Linked DNA regions of Homo sapiens: region 2 is linked to region 1. Evidence: read pairs that join two places in POLR2A ChIA-PET (ENCODE). Cell type or tissue: PC-9. All regions are shown on one strand. Links, peaks and the distances in the headings refer to the core of each region. The heading gives the core; the rest is flanking DNA. Region 1 overlaps SMC3 (structural maintenance of chromosomes 3). Region 2 overlaps DUSP5 (dual specificity phosphatase 5).

Region 1 (11,354 bases), core at 434-5,433:
AGTAGCTGGGACTACAGACATACGCCACCACATCCGGCTAATTTTGTGTTTTTAGTAGACATGGGGTTTCACCATGTTGTCCAGGCTTGTCTCAAACTCCTGACCTCAGATGATCCACCTGCCTTGCCCTCCCGAAGTGCTGGGATTACAAGTGTGAGCCACTGTGCCCAGGCTAGACCCATACTTTTGGATATCTACATCTATTTTACCATTCTTAAACCCATGGATACCCAAAGTCTCCTATTGTTGGCACGTTCAAACTTTCCACCTTCATTGAACAAATAGGCATTTGAAGCTGTGACATAAGAGTACTGTCTGATGGTCAGTTTTTGTCAGTAACCATTTTTATCTGAAGCACAATGGAATTAGTTGAATATTTGATTCCGTTTTGTCCAGATTGTATTAAAATTAGAAAGCAAACTTATAAGTGATAGTGTGTTATTGGTCTCATAAACTTGACAGTTTTGACAAATCTTTTACTTAGTATAATACTAAAACTACAAAGAGCTTAAAAAAAAAAAAAAAGATGTGCCTACAGTTGTACCATCCCAACCATATTCTGACAACTTTTTATTTTTTGAGGGGGATGGAGTCTCGCCCTATCGCCCAGGCTGGAGTGCAATGGCGTGATCTCGGCTTACTGCAACCTCCACTTCCTGGGTTCAAGCAATTCTCCTGCCTCGGCCTCCAGAGTAGCTGGGATTGCAGGCGTGTGCCTCCACACCCAGCTAATTTTTGTATTTTCAGTATAGACGGGTTTCACCATGTTGGCCAGGCTCGTCTCGAACTCCTGACCTCGTGATCCACCCACCTTGGCCTCCCAAAGTGCTGGGGTTACAGGCGTGAGCCACTGCGCCCGGCAACTTTTTGTTCTTATAATATGCCTGAAGATTTTTGTATAGTTTAATCATGGAATATGATCTGCCCCACCCTGCCCCACCTATACTATTACATCATATTTTTCTTGTTGCTAGAGTCCTAATTACCAAATTAATAGGCACCTAATATTTGAGTTGATATGTCTATATATTTAGCTCAATCAAATATAGATTGTTTTAAAATTTTCACTATAAGTAATACAGTGGCTAATACCTTACTAATAAATGGATAATGTCATATAGCAACGTAGCTTACAGAGTTTGGAGGCAAGCTTGCATGCTATGGAGTCTACCAGAGAGTCATTGAAAGCAGAACTGGGAACTGATTTGCTTTCTCAACTGAGTTTGGAAGATCAGAAGAGAGTAGATGCACTGAATGATGAGATTCGTCAACTTCAGCAGGTAAGTAGACAGCTGACTGGAAAAAGAATTCGTTAGTAATTGGCTATTGTGAAAAGGGCCTTTCTTGCTAACTAGGGCAATATGAAAGAAAAGAACTGAGAAAATATTAAAATGAGGCTTGGACTTTTAATATACATAGGAGTAAATAAGATTTTGTTTTTCTAAACCAATCTAGCTAGGTTAGGATTATACAAGAAATTTTCATTTCCTTAAAATTTAGTTAATTAGCATTACTTATTAGTTGTAAGTATTGCTATGAGTTTGAGCTTGTTAGCCTTACCATATTTATCTTACTGCCTTTACATATTTAATGTTTTGATCAAGCATTTTAATTGATTTTTAAAACTGCATAGATGTAAACTACCAACACCGATTCTAAAAAATGAAAAGCATTTAAAGAAACTGTTTTTGACAGCATGCGTTATAAAAAGGGCCAGCCACAAAAATTTAACATTATGAATTGATAAGAGAAAAATGAAGAAAGTATAGGGCTTTTTTGAAGAATATAACATATTAAACTTCATTTCAGCTCACATGAGCACAAGTACTAGAGAGGACAGCAAATGAGCACCATTCCTGTGTGTGAAATGTACATGCTTATATAGACAACTTTTTCTTAATTCTAGGAAAACAGACAGTTGCTAAATGAAAGAATTAAATTAGAAGGTATTATTACTCGAGTAGAGACTTATCTCAATGAGAATCTGAGAAAACGCTTGGACCAAGTAGAACAGGTGTGTATGTGTTTTTTTTTTTTTTTTTAAGGGCTCCTTGGTGGCCATGACCTATTGCAAGTGGTTATATCAGAGGCTCTGATTGAAAGCATGGGCTTTGGGGACAGAAAGCTTAGTGTCTTGTGGGCCTTGGGTTGGAATTCTGCCACCTAGTGTGTGATTTTGGACAAGTCACTATTTCTAAGCCTCAGTTTCTTGTGTGAATTAAGCATTATCATACTTGTTTTATATAATTGCTATCCTGACACATTCTAAGTACTTTGTTAATATTTTTTCAGTGGTGGTTAGATGCTTAGAAATTTTCTAGTAATTGTGTCTTTTTTTTCTTCCCTTTAATGGATACTTCTAAGTATTTGTAATTATATGATGTATTTATATTTTTTTGTTTTCTTGAATGTTTATTCAGACAATAGCCATAGAAAATGTTGGCAGTCATAACATTTGAAACTAATGGAATTTGTATTTTTTGTTACAGGAACTTAATGAGCTGAGAGAGACAGAAGGGGGTACTGTTCTCACAGCCACAACATCAGAACTTGAAGCCATCAATAAAAGAGTAAAAGACACTATGGCACGATCAGAAGGTGAATTTTTATGTAGTAAAATTTTGTTTATATGCATGTTTTATAAAATTGTTTACTACAGAATGAAATGTCCAAATAGGCAGAAGCATATGCTAATGATTTTTTGTTTTCCATTATAAACAATGTATAGCAAATGGAATTTAGGAAGTTGACTATAAATAGTAACTTTTGTTTTACTGAAATGTTTATGACAATTTTGAGACCATAAATGATTCATTTTGTTGATAAAATATGAAATACCTGACGAAAGTTTCTCATCACTTAGTTGTTAGAAAATAACTATAGTTTATAAGCATTAACATTGAATAATGAAAATTATATATTTGAGTGACTCATATATACTTCTAATTTTGTACTGACTTAACATGGTTCATAAATTTTCACAGAAAATTTTAAACACAAAACCTAAAACCTATTTTGGTAGGTTTGATCATAAAAATCTATACTCAACATATAACACTGGCTTTATAGGTATTATAGCCTAATTTTGTTTCCCCCCATCTTAGATTTGGACAATTCCATTGATAAAACAGAAGCTGGAATTAAGGAGCTTCAGAAGAGTATGGAGCGCTGGAAAAATATGGAAAAAGAACATATGGATGCTATAAATCATGATACTAAAGAACTGGAAAAGATGACAAATCGGCAAGGCATGCTATTGAAGAAGAAAGAAGAGTGTATGAAGAAAATTCGAGAACTTGGATCACTTCCCCAGGAAGCATTTGAAAAGTACCAGACACTGAGCCTCAAACAGGTTGGTTTTAAATTTGAAGTCTTGTTACAAATTGCTCAGTATATAAATTTATTTATATGAATACATATTTTCTCTTTATAGTTGTTTCGAAAACTTGAGCAGTGCAACACAGAATTAAAGAAGTACAGCCATGTTAACAAAAAGGCTTTGGATCAGTTTGTAAATTTCTCCGAGCAGAAAGAAAAGTTAATAAAGCGTCAAGAAGAGTTAGATAGGGGTTACAAATCAATCATGGAACTGATGAATGTACTTGAACTTCGGAAATATGAAGCTATTCAGTTAACTTTCAAACAGGTATGTTTCGCTTTGTAGTTAAAACATACACACAGAGGACAAAAGCTTCCAGCTCTTTTCAGTTTGTAAAGATTTTAAAGCTGTTTTCCTCATTACCAGGTGAATCTAATACATGTGAACAAACCTAGCATATAGGTTTACAGTAACTTGAATGTTTTACACAGCCCTTAGAAGGATCTAGTCTGTTATCCTTGTTCTTAAGATTAAAAAATAATTGGTTGCTTTTAAATATTTTACTTAAGTGTTATATATAATTCTAAGCAAAATTTATATTTCAATCTGCTTTTGTTTTAAGGTATCTAAGAACTTCAGTGAAGTATTCCAGAAGTTAGTACCTGGTGGCAAAGCTACTTTGGTGATGAAGAAAGGAGATGTGGAGGGCAGTCAGTCTCAAGATGAAGGAGAAGGGAGTGGTGAGAGTGAGAGGGGTTCTGGCTCACAAAGCAGTGTCCCATCAGTTGACCAGTTTACTGGAGTTGGAATTAGGGTAAAATACCTTTATATTCCATTTTCCTCAGAGCATTACCATAATAGAATTTATAGTATCTTTTGCAAATCTGATTGGTGCATTATATGCAAGTTACTTTTGAAAGATGGTGGTGATTCTGCCCTTTAGGATATTAACTCATAATATGTTTATTTTTAGGTGTCATTTACAGGAAAACAAGGTGAAATGAGAGAAATGCAACAGCTTTCAGGTGGACAGAAATCCTTGGTAGCCCTTGCTCTGATTTTTGCCATTCAGAAATGTGACCCGGCTCCATTTTACTTGTTTGATGAAATTGACCAGGCTCTGGATGCTCAGCACAGAAAGGCTGTGTCAGGTACAGTTTCAGTACAGTTTTGGTTTTGTATTTAACAATAAGCTGGTAATATTTGCTGATGTATATATGAAAAAATCAAACTCAGGCAGTTTTGAATTTTAGTAAGAGTAAAGATAGTTGCTTTTTAAATTTTCAGATCTGCTGAAAAGAAATTTGTTAAAGCACAATTTTCTTTTTACAGATATGATTATGGAACTTGCTGTACATGCTCAGTTTATTACAACTACTTTTAGGCCTGAACTGCTTGAGTCAGCTGACAAATTCTATGGTGTAAAGTTCAGAAATAAGGTAATTTTATTTTACATTGAGTTTAAGTTTGTATTTATTCAATTATATTTGTTGAATTCTGATTTTATGTTACTTAAATAGTGAAAGAAAACTTAGAAAGTCTTTGCTTATCTGATGTCTTTGTAAAGAAAGAACTTTTCCTTCAAATAACTATGAAGTTTAGCAGTATTTTATGGCGTTGCATTGGTTTTATTTTCATTGGCATTAATAAACAATATCTTTCTGTCCAGTCTATTCAATGCTTCTGTAATGCACAGTCTTTAACAATTATATATGTTCATTTGTATAGACTGCATAGCTCTTCCTGGGTGTCTTCCCAACCTTAAAATTCTTGATGAAATAGCAAAGTAATAGAAAGTGAACAAAAAGGTAGTTTAGATGTTTAGGCATGATATTTATTTCTTCAGAGCATTAAAATACATATTTTTTAAATCTATGCATTGAACAAACACCACTGTAAATAAAGGTTTTATAAGTCAGTGCTTCAGAATTATTTTCCTTCATATGTAAAATATAGGTGATAGGCCGGGCGCAATGGCTCATGCCTGTAATCCCAGCACTTTGGGAGGCCAAGGCAGGTAGATAACCAGGTCAGGAGTTTGAGACCAACGTGGCCAGTATGGTGAAACCCCCGTCTCTACTAAAAATACAAAAATTAGCTGGGCATGCTGGCGTGCACCTGTCGTCCCAGCTACTTGGGAGTCTGAGGCAGAATAATTGCTTGAACCTGGGAGGCGGAGGTAGCAGTGAGCCAAGATGGTGCCACTGCACTCCAGCCTGGGCAACAGAGCAAGACTCCATCTCAAAAAAAAAAAAAAAAAAAAAAACTAAAAATTAAAAAATGTAGTTAAATGTAGTTGATAGGCTGTATATATTTACCCTATACAATGTAAACACTGATGTAATTAACAGATTTTTGTTTTTAACATTTATTCTTCAGGTTAGTCATATTGATGTGATCACAGCAGAGATGGCCAAAGACTTTGTAGAAGATGATACCACACATGGTTAATTGGAAAATACTACCTACTGGTTTGGGAGATGTATATAGTAATATGATTCTCATACCCAGGAACTGTAAATTTAAACCTAAATATTTGGCCAATAGTTTTCAGACTTAAAGCATCATAGTCCTTTTATATTTGTCTTTGTATTTTATAAGATACTCTGTAATGTCATGTTTGTACTGATAGTTTAAGAATTTAATTTCCTGTACAACTTTTTGTAAAATGTTCTGCTCCTATTTTAAATGTTTTGAAACATGCTAAATATTCTTTCCTAATTATTTTATCACTTATACTACCTTTTTTATAGCTTCAATTAAATAATCGGTTTTATGACTAATATAGTGTTTTATGTGGCTTTTCATTTGTCATAGTCTCTTCCAGTGAGAACACTAATCAGATTGGATGTAAGGCCTCATTTTAACTTAATCACCTCTTTAAAAGACCTGTCTCCAAATACAGTTAAATTTGAGGTATTGAGGGTTAGGACTTCAACATGTGAGTTTGGGAAGGGAAGCACAAAATCAGCCCCTACCATGGTATATTTATCATTGATACATTACTATCAACTAAGCTCAAGATTTTATTCAGATTTGACTAGTTTTTCCACTAAGGCCCTTTTTCTTTTCTAGGATCCCACAGAGGATACATTACATTTACTTACATCTCCTCTAGTCTGTGACAATTTCTCTGTCATTGTTTATCATATCTTGACAATTTTGAATAATATTCACATATTTTGTAGAATGTCCCTCAAATTAGGTTTGTCTAATATTTTTCTCATGGTTAGATTGGAGCTAATACCACAGAAGCGAAGTATTCTCATTACCTCATATAATAGTACATATTATTAACATGTTTTATCACTGATGTTTACCTTGATCACCTACCCAACATTGTACTTGCCAGGTTTCTTTGTTGTGAAGTTACATTTTTTTCCCTTTCCATACTACTCTTTTCTTTGAAAGTAGGTCTTTAAGCACTGGGGGTCTCCTGTGACCCTGGAAAACTACCTCAATAGTCCTCGTAGCTTTTTGTAGATTCTTTGAGATTTTCTACATAGACAGTCATGTCATTTGCAAGAAAGAGGCAGTTTTATTTCTTCCTTTTCAAATATTTACCTTTAATTTCTTTTTCTTGATTTCCCCTGGCCTGAGTTTATACTGGTTATCTGCAGGAGAATTTGTTAGGAGCTACTCTTCCATCATTGGAAACCAGAAATACCTAAAGAGATACTTTTAAAATAAAGAAATAGTAATGGGACTTTAAATTGAATTTAAAAATGTGAGTTTACTTTGGGTTTTCATTTTGACTGGCTGAATCTTTAAATGTTCGGTGTATTATTTATACTTTGTAGCTTTGCTATAACATAACTGATCTATAATAGAGAATTTGGTATATGTTCTATCTATGACTACATTCAAAGGGTTACGTAACTATAATATCTTTCTAATATTTCTACCATTTTTCTTACACATTTACCCAAGAATTTTTCTCAAACAACTACCTAAGAATATTCATCATGAATGCTTGGTGTATAGTTTACGATTTGTAGAGTTGCTCTGATATGACCAACCCCTTATAATACAGAATTTGGTGTAAGGTAAGTTCCAGGATTCAATTCAAGGGATGTTACAAACATAACATCATTCTAGAACTTCTTAATATTGTTCTTAAGCATTTCCCCAAGGATATTAGTATAATGAAATGCCAGTAAATTTATAACAATAAAGCATCTAAATAATGAAACAAAATTTTTGTAAAAGCCTATATTCTTTGCGATATCTTAGTCATGAATTAATTCTAATGAGACTGAATAGAAAAATGTGACAATCCTGAGCATGCTTAACCCAGAAACTTAGAGGAAGGACAGACATTTACCCAAGGAGTTAGCCAGTGATTCATAAGAAAATCTATGCTTCTCTTTGGCTGGATAGTCCTTTCCTCAGAGTAGTACTGATTCTTCCACTTTGAGATTTTGTTAATACTGTTACAAATACATTACATTCACCATAGTGGAATTGAAGAACATATATTTTAAGAGATGGTGGGGGGGGTCTCATCCCATCACCCACGCTGGAGTGCGGTGGCAGGATCACAGCTCACTGCAACCTTGAACTCCTGGGCTCAGGTGATCTTCTGCTTTGGCCTGCCAATATTAATATTTTGGGGCATTTCCTTCAAATCTTCATAAAAAGTTTTGTGGTTTATGTTTATTCTAGGTGTATAATTTTATATCTTAGATTTTTAATTTAGTAATAATATAAAATATTCCTGTTTTAATGCTTTGGAAACAAGATTTTAATAGTCATATACTATTCTGTCAAGTAGAAGTAGCATAATTTACTTAAATATCCCACTGGAGGCTTAGATCGTTTTCTTTTGGCTAAAGTACCAAAAATGAATTAAAAAACAGATCAACATTTTTATACATAAAACTCCCAACATTTAGGATTATTTTCCCAGCGTAGATTCCTAGAAGTCAGAGTGTGAATATTTGTAAGGATTTTTGTATACTCTTTATGCTCTTTTTGAAAAAAATGTAAAATATGAAATGGTTAGTATGTAGGTTAAGGATTTGTCTACTCAAAATTAGTGAAATAGTAATTTTAGAAAATGATGTAATTTATAGAAATAATTTTACTGTGAATAATATAATCAGTAGAAAAGGGAGAAATAGAAAGGGAGGATTTCTTTTTTAAGAGTAAGCAATAGCCGGTCGGGCACGGTGGTTCACGCCTGTAATCCCAGCACTTTGGGAGGCCAAGGTGGGTGGATCACAAGGTCAGGAGATCGAGACCATCCTGGCTAACCTGGTGAAATCCCGTCTCCACTAAAAATACAAAAGATTCTCCGGGCGTGGTGGTGGGCGTCTGTAGTCCCAGCTACTGTGGAGGCTGAGGCAGGAGAATGGCGGTAGCCCGGGAGGCAGAGCTTGCAGTGAGCCTAGATCGTGCCACTGCCCTCCAGCCTGGGCGACAGAGCGAGACTCCATCTCAAAAAAAAAAAAAAAAGCAATAGCAAACGGGTCTTTGGAAATATTTAGTTAATTCTTAAAAGGTGTTTCTCTTTTAACAACTATCTAGGCCAGGCGCGGTGGCTCGGTGCCTGTAATCACAGCACTTTGGGAAGCTGAGGCAGGCGGATCACTTAAGGTCAAGAGTTCAAGACCAGCCTGGCCAACATGGTGAAACCCTGTTTCTACTAAAAATTAGCCGGGTGAGGTGATGCGGGCCTATAGTCCCAGCTGCTTGGGAGGCTGAGGCAGGAGAATCATTTGAATCTGGGCGGTGGAGGTTGCAGTGAGCTGAGATCGCACCACTGCACTCCAGCCTGGGAGACACAGCGAGACTCCGTCAAAAAAAAAAAAAAACAAAAAAAAAACCAAAACTCTCTTAATAAAAGGACTAGTACTTTGATTCAGCTTCCCACAAAGGGAGAATACCAGTGTTTAAGTAAAGTGAACAGTATTCAGATTTCACTATCACCCAGCAAATGGTCTTACACAGGATACAGCTTCCAGTTGTTGGGTGCTTGCCACAGAGGTGCAGAGATTATGTTCTGTCTTAAAGATTTAAGAAATCATTTTCTTAAAAATTCTGCTAGGTATAGTGGTTCATACCTGTAATACCAACATTTTTAGAAGCTGGAGCAGGATGATCATTTGAGCCAGGAGTTTGAGACCAGCCTGTGCAATGTAGTGAGACCCGATTTCTACAAAAAATTTAAAAACTAGCTGGGTTTGGTGGCTACACCTGTAGTCCCAGCTACTTGGGAGGCTGAGGTGGAAGGGGTCACGAGCCTGGGAGGTTGAGGCTACAATGCGCCATGATCATGCCACTGCACTCCAGCCTGGCAACAGAGCAAGACCCTGTCTCAAAAAAAAAAAGTGTTATATTTACGAAATAATATTCATTCTGTATCTTTTTACTTAGGCGTATCTCCTTATCCTGGAACACTGATAATCCAGGTTTGTGTATTTATGCTTAGTCAGCTATCTTAAATGGAGGGAAGTGCAAATGGAACCAGTTGCACATTAATGCAGTTTAAATGGTAACAGCAAAGTGTTAGCCTGCTGTTAAAAGTTAGGAGGATCTTTCCTTCCCTACTTGGTATTTTTTTCTTTTTTTTTTTTTCTCTTTTTTTTTAAAGAGAAGATAGGGCCTTACTCTGTCGTTCGGGCTGGAGTGCAGTGGTTCAATCATAGCTCACTGCAATCTCCAACTCCTGGGCTCAAGGGTTCCTCTCAGGGCACCTTCCCAAGTAGGTAGCTAGAATTACAGGTGTGTGCTAACACACCGGCTGATTTCTGATTTTTTAAGTAGATGGGGGTGGGGTCTCACTTTGCCCAGGCTGGTCTCGAACTCCTGGCCTCAAGTGATCCTTGGCTTCCCAAAGTGTTAGAATTACAGGTGTGAGTCACTGCAGCTGGCCCTTTTTTGTTTTAAAATTATATGTAATTAGGTGGAAATTATCCTCTCCTTTTGTGTGAAGATTGAACAGTGATATCCTTGTTTCCTTAGTTTTATCTTTTGGAAGAAACAATTCTTCTTTTCATCCGGGAAAAGTAAGAACAGAATCTGTTTCAATTGCCTATTGCCTAGAAGTGTTACAGCTTTTATTTTGGTCACATTAAGTAATTCTTGATAAAGTGGTTAACATTTCTAGAAGGAATATTATTTTGGCAAGAGCTCAGATTTCACAAAACGTGTCTTAAAAATGGCTTTCGGCCAGGCGTGTTGGCTCACGCCTGTAATCCCAACACTTCGGGAGGCCAAGGTGGGTGGATCACGAGGTTAGGAGATCCAGAGCATCCTGGCTAACACGGGGAAACCCTGTCTCTACTAAAAATACAAAAAATTAGCCGGGCCTGGTGGCGGGCGCCTGTAGTCCCAGGTACTCGGGAGGCTGAGGCAGGAGAATGGCGTGAACCCGGGAGGCAGAGCTTGCAGTGAGCTGAGATTGTGCCACTGCACTCCAGCCTGGGCGACTGAGCGAGACTCTATCTCAAAAAAATAAAGTGGCTTTCATATCTCCACTTTTTCTAAGTTAGGACTTTGAAGGATATATTTAGATCCAGAGATACAAAATTTTTTAGTTTAATACCTTAATTTTATAGACGAGGAAATCTGAAGCCCAGATTAGGTAAGTGACCCAAATGAATAAATGAGCACACACAGCTTAATAACCCACAGAGCCAGAACCAAGTCCTGGCTTTCCTTCGCAAGCAGGACAGACTCTAATACATTAGCTCTTTTTTTCTCCCAAGTTAACTATGAAAATGGGAGAGAGATAGTACAGTGTTGATTGATCCTCCACATGACACAGAGAAACAGATTTTAAGGGCACAATTCACCATCTCTGGTTTTCTTTGCCTTTTGCCTCCCCACTCCTCCTATTTTCTTTAGACTGCACTTATTTAGGTACACTCTGATCACTTATCTCAGTGTCTTAGGGGGACTGGATTACTCCTGGCTGCCAGTCTTCTGCATGAAAGATGCCAGCGTTGCTCCATAAATCTGCCACCATGTGGCACTCACTCTCCCCTTCCTAGACACAGAGTCTCCTGGGTGTAAGAGCCCTTGTGGCAGC
Region 2 (11,354 bases), core at 3,803-8,802, 89 kb before region 1:
TACACCATATAGGCTAGGCTTGGTAGCTCATGCCTATAATCCCAGCACTTCAGGAGGCTGAGGTAGGAAGATCGCTTGAGGCCAGGAGTTGAAGACCATTCTGGGCAACATAGCAAGAACTCATCTCTACCAAAAAAATTATAAAATTAGCCAGGCATGGTGGTACATGCCTGTAGGCCCAGCTACTCGGGAGACTGAGACGGTAGGATCTCTTCAGCGTAGGAATTCAAGATTACAGTGAGCTATGATTGTGCCGCTGCACTGCAGCCTGGGTGACGGAGCAAGACTCTGTCTTTCCAAAAAGGAAAAAAAAAATACACTATGTAAAATGTCAAGGCTGTAAAGGAGGACACACACCATGTTGAGTCCTGGTCCATTTTATCTGTAAAGAAAGCAAGACTGTCCCAAGGCATAGGAGATTGCCCTGGTACTCTCAGGGCAGCTGTAACTTCAACACAGGCCTGTCAATTTTTCCCATATTACCACATGGCTTCTCATCCTTGTCAGCGCAGGAAGGCTGTCGGCATATCCTGCCTCCTGGATATGTGCAAAAAAGTGAACTCTTTGCTGTGTGGATTTTGCTGTCATTGAGTCACAAGGCAGTCACATAAGGTAGAGAGTTGGCCAGGATGGAGATACAACCACACTTGGTTGAACTGCCCTGGCTCTGAACTCCACTTGGAAACCAGAAAGGGAACCACCCATCTTAAGAAACAAATAGGTCGGAGTTGTTTTTTCCTCTCTCAAATGAACAAGCTAATCCAATATTTCCTGATTGTCCTTTGTCCCTGCATCCAGGGTGGCCCAGTTGAAATCCTTCCCTTCCTCTACCTTGGAAGTGCCTACCATGCATCCAAGTGCGAGTTCCTCGCCAACCTGCACATCACAGCCCTGCTGAATGTCTCCCGACGGACCTCCGAGGCCTGCGCGACCCACCTACACTACAAATGGATCCCTGTGGAAGACAGCCACACGGCTGACATTAGCTCCCACTTTCAAGAAGCAATAGACTTCATTGGTAGGTTTAGCCATTCCCCTTCAGTTATTTTGGGAGCCCCTTTGGGGCATGTGTTCTTGACTTTTGATGCCCTGATGGAAGCTACCTTCACTGAAAGAAAAGTGTCTTGTATATGCCGCTGCTGAGAGTTGGAGCCAACATGGGATGCAGCTACCAAAAAGGTGGAAGGGAGGATTTAAGTTGCTATGAATAGGAGCTTTAATTTGCAAGATAAATGAATTAATATAATTTTATGGCAGTACTCACTGTCGATCTTGTTATTGTTTCTAGCTGGGCAGGAGCTGAGTGTATCCCTGCGTAATGCTCCACACAAGGAAAGCAGGGGGAAGAACCTCCCTAACTGTGCTTCTACGTAGGTTGGGTTTATTTTTAAAAGCAAACAGAAGGATTCAGAGAGCACTACTTACGCACTGAGCCCCAAGGGCCCCCAGCAGCTTTCCATACTCTTGGTGAACGGCTTGGGGCAATTTGTTTTGCATTTTCAGCTAATTTTGGATTAAAGATAGCACTTGACTCAAGCTCCATGCTGTATGCACAGAAAAGTTGGCATCTTTTGCCTGCTTTCTGCATTCTTGTTACGCAGTTATTTATTCCATTGCATAGACCTGAAAACCGAGGCCTTGGCCTCTGGTCCCTCTGCCAGGAAAGGGCTGTGGCCTTAGGGTTTCCAGGTCCTCTGTGTTGCCTGGATTGTTCTCCCATTTGGCATCTTCTCCTCCCCCATCCATCTTCCTAGGAGGCTGGCCTGACTTTTTTCTGTTTCAGATTTGCAAGTACCAGTCTCTAACCTTGTGATCATGCCCCGTTTTCCAGCTCCCATCTTCCTCTTTAACATACGTAGTTGTTGAAACTGACGCGTGATTTTCCTGTCTCTTGTTCCAAGGGATGTTGGAGGAGGAAAGGCAGGTGTTAGCACAGCAATAATTACTTAGTGCAGATAGCAATTAAAGGTCCCCCTTGAGCCACATAGTGGCCCTCTGTTCACCACACAATTTCTGCTCCCCAGGAAACCCTGACGAGAAACTCATCAGAGGCAAAAGGCCGAGCCTGTCCTGCTTGTCCCCTGAGCCTCTGGGCTGAAATGATTCCTTTGGAGCTTGAAAGGCAGCCAAATGATGGGTTCAGGGTGGGAAACCCTTGACTTGTTCTCCCTGTCCCTGGGAATGCCTTGCCCTTCTCAGCCTGTTATTTAATTACCTGGGTAGCTACTTCATGAGGTCATGAAACACGCCCCCATCCAGTTCTCAGAACCCTCCCTCCCCATCCTGTGTGTGTATTGTGTCTGTGTACGCACAATCCACAAACCCACAGCAGTTTGAAAGCACAGGATGCTTTTTCTCCGATTGCTTGCCCTGCTAATGGAAGGAGAGACTGGGTCTCCCCAGTGAGCCATGTGCTGAATATATGCTGACCCCTTCCAAGGGAAGAGGGCCATGTGGAAGGCAGGCTCCGAGGTGTCGAGTGGGCTCCAGAGGCAATACACTCTGGACCCTTTGCATTCTTGGATGTGGCACTAGGCCAGTTAAAAGCTAAACTTTGAAGGAGGCCAACAGAGGAGCGAAGGGAGATAGGAGCCCGACTCTGTAATTCTAGGGACTTGGGGGTCTCCCCTTTGAACTAATTTAAAGAGACTGTTTTGTTGTTTCTTTTGAGTCAGACTGAATTGGAGGACACCCCTATTGAACTGCTTTGGGGTATGCTGTGGGGTTTTTGTTCAGATGGGGAAACTCTAGGATTCCTCCCTGATGCCTCAGAAATTTTATCTTTTAGATCTTGCAGATTGATTTGCATACTTTGACCTTGGGGCAGGGAAGTGGAGGGTGGTAAGGGGAATGACTTTTTCTTTTGGCCCTTCAAAATCGTAAATGTTTTTGCGTATTGTAGCCTGCGTAGTGCCAGCTACATCTAACTTCCTGTGATGTAATTGTTTCCTCACTAGCAAGAGAGGGAATTGGAAAGACTGTATTTTTTGTGGATTTGATGTGTACGTATCTTTAACCTTTCACCCCTTCCCATTTTTAATAGTTGTAGCTGGTTTTCTGGGGGCAGGGGGCTGGGAGGTAGAACAGGAAGGGAGGCATCCTCCCCTTTTTGTCATATTGAGCTAAAGAATGCTAACTGATGGTGGTAGCTTTATAGCAGCGACTCCCATTGTTGAGCAAGATGGAATTTGTGAAAGCCATTTATATCCTCCGTCTAGTAGGCGTCACTTAGCCAGGGCTATAATTAGTGGCCATGCGCTATTTATTGTGTGTTTGGTGGTGAGAACCCTGGGAGCTGAGCCAAGCATCCTGCCCTGGCACAGCCAGACAGGGTGCCCGGAGAGACCGGAAGGCCTCTACCAGGATCGGGGTTAGGTTGTTACCCTTAGAATCAGACCTGGAGAGACAAGAGTTGCTTCTCCAAGTCAGTCTTTGAGCCTGGGATGCTCTCCTTAGAAAAATGTATGTGCCCAATAAAAATGTGCACAATTTCAAGGATTTTCCAATGCCCTCTTGGAACCATCAGTGGAACCTAGGTTAAGATGGCATCCCCAGGAAGGGACTGCTCCAGGTCCATCGCCTCCAGAGGCAGAATCTGCAAGTATCTTGGGAACTGTAAAGCTTCTGTGTGCTTATGTCTCTTGTGACAATAGCTGCTGTAAACTGTAAAGGTCCTACTTGGGGATAGTCTTTGCTGGGACCCCAAAAGCTCTATCCTCACCAGTGGGGATTAAAGACTGGCAGAAGTGTAGTGTAGGGCCGTGGCTCTTAGGCAGGCACAACAGTTTCATATCTAGGTTACTCCAGTGTTTGATTCTTGTGTTTTGCCATTGCCCTTAGATTCTAATCCCAACTCACTCCCACCATCTTTTCTTCCTTCCAGACTGTGTCAGGGAAAAGGGAGGCAAGGTCCTGGTCCACTGTGAGGCTGGGATCTCCCGTTCACCCACCATCTGCATGGCTTACCTTATGAAGACCAAGCAGTTCCGCCTGAAGGAGGCCTTCGATTACATCAAGCAGAGGAGGAGCATGGTCTCGCCCAACTTTGGCTTCATGGGCCAGCTCCTGCAGTACGAATCTGAGATCCTGCCCTCCACGCCCAACCCCCAGCCTCCCTCCTGCCAAGGGGAGGCAGCAGGCTCTTCACTGATAGGCCATTTGCAGACACTGAGCCCTGACATGCAGGGTGCCTACTGCACATTCCCTGCCTCGGTGCTGGCACCGGTGCCTACCCACTCAACAGTCTCAGAGCTCAGCAGAAGCCCTGTGGCAACGGCCACATCCTGCTAAAACTGGGATGGAGGAATCGGCCCAGCCCCAAGAGCAACTGTGATTTTTGTTTTTAAGACTCATGGACATTTCATACCTGTGCAATACTGAAGACCTCATTCTGTCATGCTGCCCCAGTGAGATAGTGAGTGGTCACCAGGCTTGCAAATGAACTTCAGACGGACCTCAGGGTAGGTTCTCGGGACTGAAGGAAGGCCAAGCCATTACGGGAGCACAGCATGTGCTGACTACTGTACTTCCAGACCCCTGCCCTCTTGGGACTGCCCAGTCCTTGCACCTCAGAGTTCGCCTTTTCATTTCAAGCATAAGGCAATAAATACCTGCAGCAACGTGGGAGAAAGAAGTTGCTGGACCAGGAGAAAAGGCAGTTATGAAGCCAATTCATTTTGAAGGAAGCACAATTTCCACCTTATTTTTTGAACTTTGGCAGTTTCAATGTCTGTCTCTGTTGCTTCGGGGCATAAGCTGATCACCGTCTAGTTGGGAAAGTAACCCTACAGGGTTTGTAGGGACATGATCAGCATCCTGATTTGAACCCTGAAATGTTGTGTAGACACCCTCTTGGGTCCAATGAGGTAGTTGGTTGAAGTAGCAAGATGTTGGCTTTTCTGGATTTTTTTTGCCATGGGTTCTTCACTGACCTTGGACTTTGGCATGATTCTTAGTCATACTTGAACTTGTCTCATTCCACCTCTTCTCAGAGCAACTCTTCCTTTGGGAAAAGAGTTCTTCAGATCATAGACCAAAAAAGTCATACCTTCGAGGTGGTAGCAGTAGATTCCAGGAGGAGAAGGGTACTTGCTAGGTATCCTGGGTCAGTGGCGGTGCAAACTGGTTTCCTCAGCTGCCTGTCCTTCTGTGTGCTTATGTCTCTTGTGACAATTGTTTTCCTCCCTGCCCCTGGAGGTTGTCTTCAAGCTGTGGACTTCTGGGATTTGCAGATTTTGCAACGTGGTACTACTTTTTTTTTCTTTTTGTCTGTTAGTTATTTCTCCAGGGGAAAAGGCAATAATTTTCTAAGACCCGTGTGAATGTGAAGAAAAGCAGTATGTTACTGGTTGTTGTTGTTGTTCTTGTTTTTTATAGTGTAAAATAAAAATAGTAAAAGGAGAAAAGCACTTCTTCATGTTGTTGGTGAATTGGGATAAGGTAGGAATACCCTTGGGTGGGGACCCAGCCTGCTTCATTGGGATTTATTTGTAAATGAACAACAGGGTGATGGTGGTGGAGGTGCAGCTATAGGCATGACGATACAGAATGTTGCTTTCCAACTGAGGGGTTTCCCTAAGCTAACCGGCAAGAGAATTCCTTAGTGCAGGCCTCATAGGGAGGTGGTGAGAGTATCTGCCCACTCAGGGCCCTTCACTGCCATCGCACTAGGCAAAGAGCTCTACTTGAACCTCAGATTCCTCACCTGTGAAGAGTGAGCTGAGTTAGATGATCCCAAGAGTCCCTTAAAGCATAAGGCCCTTGGTTCCAGTAAGCCTGAGTGCCAAGCTTGTGGCCAGCTACCTCCCTCCAGTGCCTGGCATATGGCAGACTCAGAAAAGGCTGGGTAAGTGGCCAAGGGATGGAGAAGTGAATGAGGTGAAAGTTTGCCCTGCCAGCCTGCCTGACGCCCTCTTTCCACTCTTGCAACTAATTCTAGATAATTCCCCAGGAGTTCCAACGTAAATCCCTCAATGAGTAGGTTTAAATCCAAGGCTGAATCGACTTGCTTTGTGAGTAACTTCCTCTGCGTAGGTGGAGGAAGGAAGGGGCAGTTGTCAGCTTCTCCCCATGATTGGCTCTGCCTGGGCTCCAGCCTAACTCCTGGGTCCTGTTCCTAATCTGAGGGAACAGGGAGCTGGTTGGGGTTTATGCCATCCCAGTCAGCTGATAAATAACAGGGATTCCAGCCATACTTCTCAATGCTGGAGGGTCCAAAGGGTGTCCAGTTCTCCCGACATGCATTGTGTCAACAAATAGCAAGATGGTGGCAGAGCACAGGCAGCCCAGCTCTCTAAATTCCTCACCTCAAAGGCTTTGCGTGAGGTCTTTCTCTCCACCTGTCTTTCCTTTCCCCAACTGTGTTCAGAGGTTCCTTGGAAAGTCCACAGATGAGAAGGTCACCCAGGGTTAGGATGCTGAATTTCTTTCAGCCCACTCCCCTCATCTGTGTAACCAAACAGCTTCCACAGTGAAGAGCACTAGACCAGATGGTGAGAAGTTGTGGGTTCTAGCCCTTGCCCTTCCCCCAGCTCTCCAGTGGTTTGGAGCTAATCTCCAACCTCTGTGGACTAGATTTCTCCAGGGCTCTTATCTAGCTGGTGCCTAATCCCTCGTGGTGTCCCATCTCTGAGCCTCTGACCAGCCTTGGAGTGTGTCCCTGAAGCCTGCCCATTGTGTGGGCCTATGCAGGTGCTGAGTGGCTAAAGGAACCTTGGGTAGGGAGAGCCGGGGAGTAGGAAGCTGGATGCAGGCTGGGGTGATGTGCTAAGCTCAGCCCACTTGCTGACATTTGCTTTATTGCATTAAAGTCTTTCTCTGAAGGGTGAGTAAGTCCTCTAAATCAGGCATATGAGGATTGCTCATCGGCGGGTGAGTCACTGGAGGGTAAGCCAAGTGAAGCCCCACAGCTGGAGATGGCTCTAGAACCCTCACTCCACTTAATAGTCTCTTCATTGATTACATCTCCATTCTTGCCAAGACCAACTCTACACTGGCTTCCAGTGCCAAATGGGGAATTCAAGCTGATGGCGTTTAGATCCTTCATCCCCAGGTTTTGAGAAACACCTCTGTCGGTCTCCAAGCATCATCGCACATAGAGATGTGTTCAGGAGAAGAAAGATGTTAGTTCTCTCTTTCCCGGCTGTACCTGTAGGAAGCCCCCTCAGATCCACCCTAGCTAATGAGCTAGGCCAGATGGGGCAGGAGTTGTGTGAGCAGTCTCTAACCAGGATCCAGTGTGCTGGCAGGAGTCCTGGGTACTGTGGATCTTCACTGTGTGAGGCCCTCAGGAAAGTGCCTCACCAATTTCAATACTCTGAACAGCTCTATCTCTTTGAGTTACTGGTTGTTCTTCTGAACACCATAAAGCTCATGACTGCTCTGTTTCCCTTCCTTGCTAAGGCCACCAGGCAGCTCAGAACTAAACTCTTAGCCCACTTCTGGCAGTTTTGTAGGAACTTAACATGAATTTTGGGTGTTGATTCCACCGTTTCCTTTAAAATTTCCCATCTTTATTTTTCTTTTACTTCCATTTCCTCATCATTCTTAAAAAGAACAGCAAAACTTTTACACCCTCTTTAAATAGACTCCACTGCATTTATGGAATGAAATAGGGTATAAATATATAGAGAGTAGCCTGTGCATCCTCAGTGTTACTATTGTTCAACTCACTCTGAAGGGTTCATCCATAAGACTGGGTTCCTTTACCTTTTCAGTGAGTCTGCCAAGTCCTGTATTACTTCTGAAATAGATTCTGTACAGAGCCCAAACCTCATAGCTGGGGCCCTGGATCCTTGCCTCAGAATCACTAGCACTGCCCTATACTTTCAGCCTTGTATTCTGCTGCCAGTACCATTCTATGGAGAGTGTTGGCACTGATGGACGGATGCTCAAAGCTACAGCGCAGGCCCTCCTGACCCCTAACCACTGGATGGGATGGAGGGGACTCCCATGCTTAGATAACCATCACCCTTCCATCCACTTGACAACCCCTGCTAGAACCTGGAATTCAGGGGAAAACAGCCAAACAGCCATATGGCCCCACCCTCATGGGTCCATGAGTACTGATGACTGTTCACTGGCTTTCTGTCCCTGCCTGGAGCCGACCTCCTTAGTTGGACCAATGTCGTTAGCCCCACACAATCCCCTTCTCCAGCTCCCCTCTTCTAGGCTCTAGCTTCATCTTCTATCTGTGGTTCAGCACAACCTTGTACCCAAGCTCCTCAGATTTGCCAGCCTGTGGTTATGGCTGTGTTACTGTGCCAGCAATCCACACCCTACTCAGCCCACCCCTTAGTCTCTCTTGCATTGTTCATTAATTTTTTTTTTTTTTTTTTTTTTTTTTTTTTTTTTTTTTTTTTTTTTAGAGGGAGTCTTGCCCTGTCGCCCAGGCTGGAGCGCAGTGGCCCCATCTCAGCTCACTGCAACCTCCACCTCCTGGGTTCAAGCAATTCTCCTGCCTCAGCCTCCCAAGTAGCTGGGATTACAGGCATGTGCCACCATGCCCGGCTGATTTTTGTATTTTTAGTAGAGACAAGGTTTTACCATGTTGGCCAGGCTGGTCTTGAACTCCTGACCTTGTGATCCACCCTCCTCAGCCTCCCAAAGTGCTGGGATTACAGGCGTGAGCCACTGCGCCTGCCTATAAATGTTTTTATATCTCATTTTTACAGATGCACAAACTGAACCTCAGAAATATTAAGTAACTTGCCCAAAGTCACACAGTTAGCAAAAGGTAGAGCTCGAATGAAGCTATTTCATTGATCTTGTACCCCTCTGAACACCTGGGGTATATAATAGGTACTTCTGTCCATTGGGCTTTTGTTTGCAAGGAAGTCTCCTCAGTCTACTTTAAGGAAAAGTGTTTGTGGATAAATGCAAATAGCACTGAATCCCCAGTTATATTCCATTCCAGCCACATTGGCTTTCTGACAATCCCTTAAACATGCCAACATCCCTCCTGCCTCAGGACCTTTGCACATGCTGGTCCCTCTGACTGGAATCTTTCTCCTATAAATTCCCCCTCCAACCGATTAACTCATACTGGTTTTTCGCCTCTCAGTTCAAAATTCACCTTGCCAGGAAAGCCCTCCCAGACTAGGTCAGATGTCCCTATTGGCTCTCATAGTCTTCTATATCTTTTCTTCGTATTTCATCAAAGTTTAAAAATTTTTCATTTCTCTGTGATTATTTTATTAACGTCATCTCCTTCAGACTAGAAACACCGGGAGAACAGAGATTACATTGCATTTCAAGAGTAACCAAGGACAGGGTCTGACTTATCCTAGGTATTCAATGAGTACTGGTTGAGTGAAGGAGTGAAGAAGTGACAAACAGAATGAAACGCTGGTCAGAAGCAGAAGCTGTTCTCTCCGTTTCTCTCAGAGCCCCTATGACCCTCCAAACGTGAGTTTCTTTATCCTGGACCTATTTGCCAGTTCCTCCCCAATCCTGGAGGAAGCAGATTCCCAGCCTTAGCTAATTACTGCTACCTTATTGGTCAGAGGCCATGGTACCCCCTCACCTCGTTGGTCACTGGTCAGCCTACGGCTGGGCTGCCCTTGGGTCAGATGCCCACCCTGGGATCAATCGGTTTCCTCTAAGTTCAGAGACCTGCCTCGCTCAGACTCTGAGACTTGAGCGTTCCATAAGAAGTCCCCAGAAAACTGCCATAAAGAAAAACCCTACCGATCACTTGAGCCCAGGAGGTTGAGGCTGCAGTGAACCATGATCACACAACTGCACTCTAACCTGGGCGATAGAGCGAGGCCTTGTCTCAAAATAAATAATAAAACAACCCTTCCCTGCTTGCCCCAAAGTGATCAATTGTGGTAACTAAATTTTATTTTGTTTTCTTTTTTTATTTTTTATGGTTTTTTTTTTTTTTTTTTTTGAGACGGAGTCTCGCTGTCGCCCAGGCTGGAGTGCAGTGGCGCAATCTCGGCTCACTGCAGGCTCCGCCCCCTGGGGTTCACGCCATTCTCCTGCCTCAGCCTCCCGAGTAGCTGGGACTACAGGCGCCCGCCACCTCGCCCGGCTAATTTTTTGTATTTTTAGTAGAGACAGGGTTTCACCGTGTTAGCCAGGATGGTCTCGATCTCCTGACCTTGTGATCCGCCCGCCTCGGCCTCCCAAAGTGCTGGGATTACAGGCGTGAGCCACCGCGCCCGGCCTTTATGTATTTATTTTTGAGATGGAGTCCTGCTCTGTCATCCAGGCTGGAGTGCAGTGACACAATCTTGGCTGACTGCAGCCTCCGCCTCCCGGGTTCAGGTGATTCTCATGCCTCAGCCTCCCCCAGTAGCTGGGATTACAGGCGTGTAGCACCATGCCTGGCCTTTTTTTTTTTTTTTTTCGGTATTTTTAGTAGAGACGAGGTTTCACCATGTTAGCCAGTCTGGTCTCGAACTCCTGACCTCAAGTGATCCACCTGCCTTGGCCTCCCAAAGTGCTGGGATTACAGGTGTGAGCCACTGTGCCCGGCCATGGTAACTGAAATTTAAATCCTGGTTCATTTGTACTAGTAGGTCCGATCCCTTCCCACTATTCCATCACCCATCCCCAGTACACACCCGTTCACTTACGAAGTTTACAGAAACCAAGAAGCCACCAAACAGGGGCTTAAAGCAGGCCCTTGAAGTATCTGTGCATTTTTCATTCTGGGCTTCTTCCAGAGGTGAGGAGAAAATGTTTTGGTTAAAAGGAACTAACCTCCCAAATGGTGAAGCCTCATATATGTCACCATGGTAGAAAGATGAAAAACTATCCCCACAAGGAAACAACAGTGGACTTAGAATCAGGAAGCATGGCTTCTGGTGCCAGACACGAGGGAACCCTACTGTCTGGGACCCACAAGGGAAGCTGCTCCCAAAGGCAACCTGTATGTACGTGAGTGTAAGTGTGGAAGGAGGAGGGGGAGCCAGGAGCAGGTCCTGTAATGCCCTAAAGTTGCCAGACTGCAAGTAATTTCAAAAGTTCACATAGTTCTATCTCCTGCTTCAGAAGAACCATCCCCAAACTAGGCCAGAATGACCTGTTTTCTATAGAAAAGCAGGGGAGAGAGATAATGTATTGAATATTTACTATGGTCCAGCTGTGTGCTGGGTGCTTTGCATATGTTCTCTCACTTAAGATCTGCAAGAACCCTGCAAGATGGATATTGTTAGCCCTGTTTTACAGATGACCTATCCTGCCCAAGGCTACATAGCTAGAGTCTGAATTTTAGAGCCAGGATACCCAACTTGCAATGGACTTCCAGGGCTATACTCTTTCCCATAGACCAGGGTTTCCCAACCCCTGGGCTGCAGACTGGATACCAGTCAGAGGCCTGTTAGGAACTGGGCCGCACAGCAGTA

What was found. Peaks named below come from ENCODE experiments on the same cell type or tissue, not always from the same donor. Only the 100,000 strongest peaks of a DNase experiment are listed, where the experiment ranks them.
Region 2: POLR2A ChIA-PET joins it to region 1 with 5 read pairs; 1 of 35 experiments calls an interaction of 5 or more read pairs at or near these places.

What each region holds. Positions count from the first base shown.
Region 1 is chr10:110,598,533-110,609,886 of GRCh38, forward strand. SMC3 (structural maintenance of chromosomes 3) reads left to right here. Exons shown (of 29, transcript NM_005445.4): 21 at 1,122-1,280; 22 at 1,907-2,014; 23 at 2,490-2,598; 24 at 3,105-3,352; 25 at 3,434-3,646; 26 at 3,942-4,133; 27 at 4,293-4,470; 28 at 4,652-4,758; 29 at 5,699-7,516. The coding sequence ends at 5,770. Among named protein-coding and RNA genes, the nearest start is that of SMC3, 37 kb to the left of the region's middle. In PC-9, for the core only: CTCF peaks have their summits at 2,163 (motif pointing left) and 2,362; no DNase peak of the experiment used is centred there; H3K27ac peaks cover 387 bases.
Region 2 is chr10:110,506,137-110,517,490 of GRCh38, forward strand. DUSP5 (dual specificity phosphatase 5) reads left to right here. Exons shown (of 4, transcript NM_004419.4): 3 at 799-1,018; 4 at 3,884-5,397. The coding sequence ends at 4,290. Among named protein-coding and RNA genes, the nearest start is that of DUSP5, 14 kb to the left of the region's middle. RefSeq lists enhancers at 6,056-6,135, 6,566-6,615, 6,696-6,965. In PC-9, for the core only: no CTCF peak of the experiment used is centred there; no DNase peak of the experiment used is centred there; H3K27ac peaks cover 1,723 bases.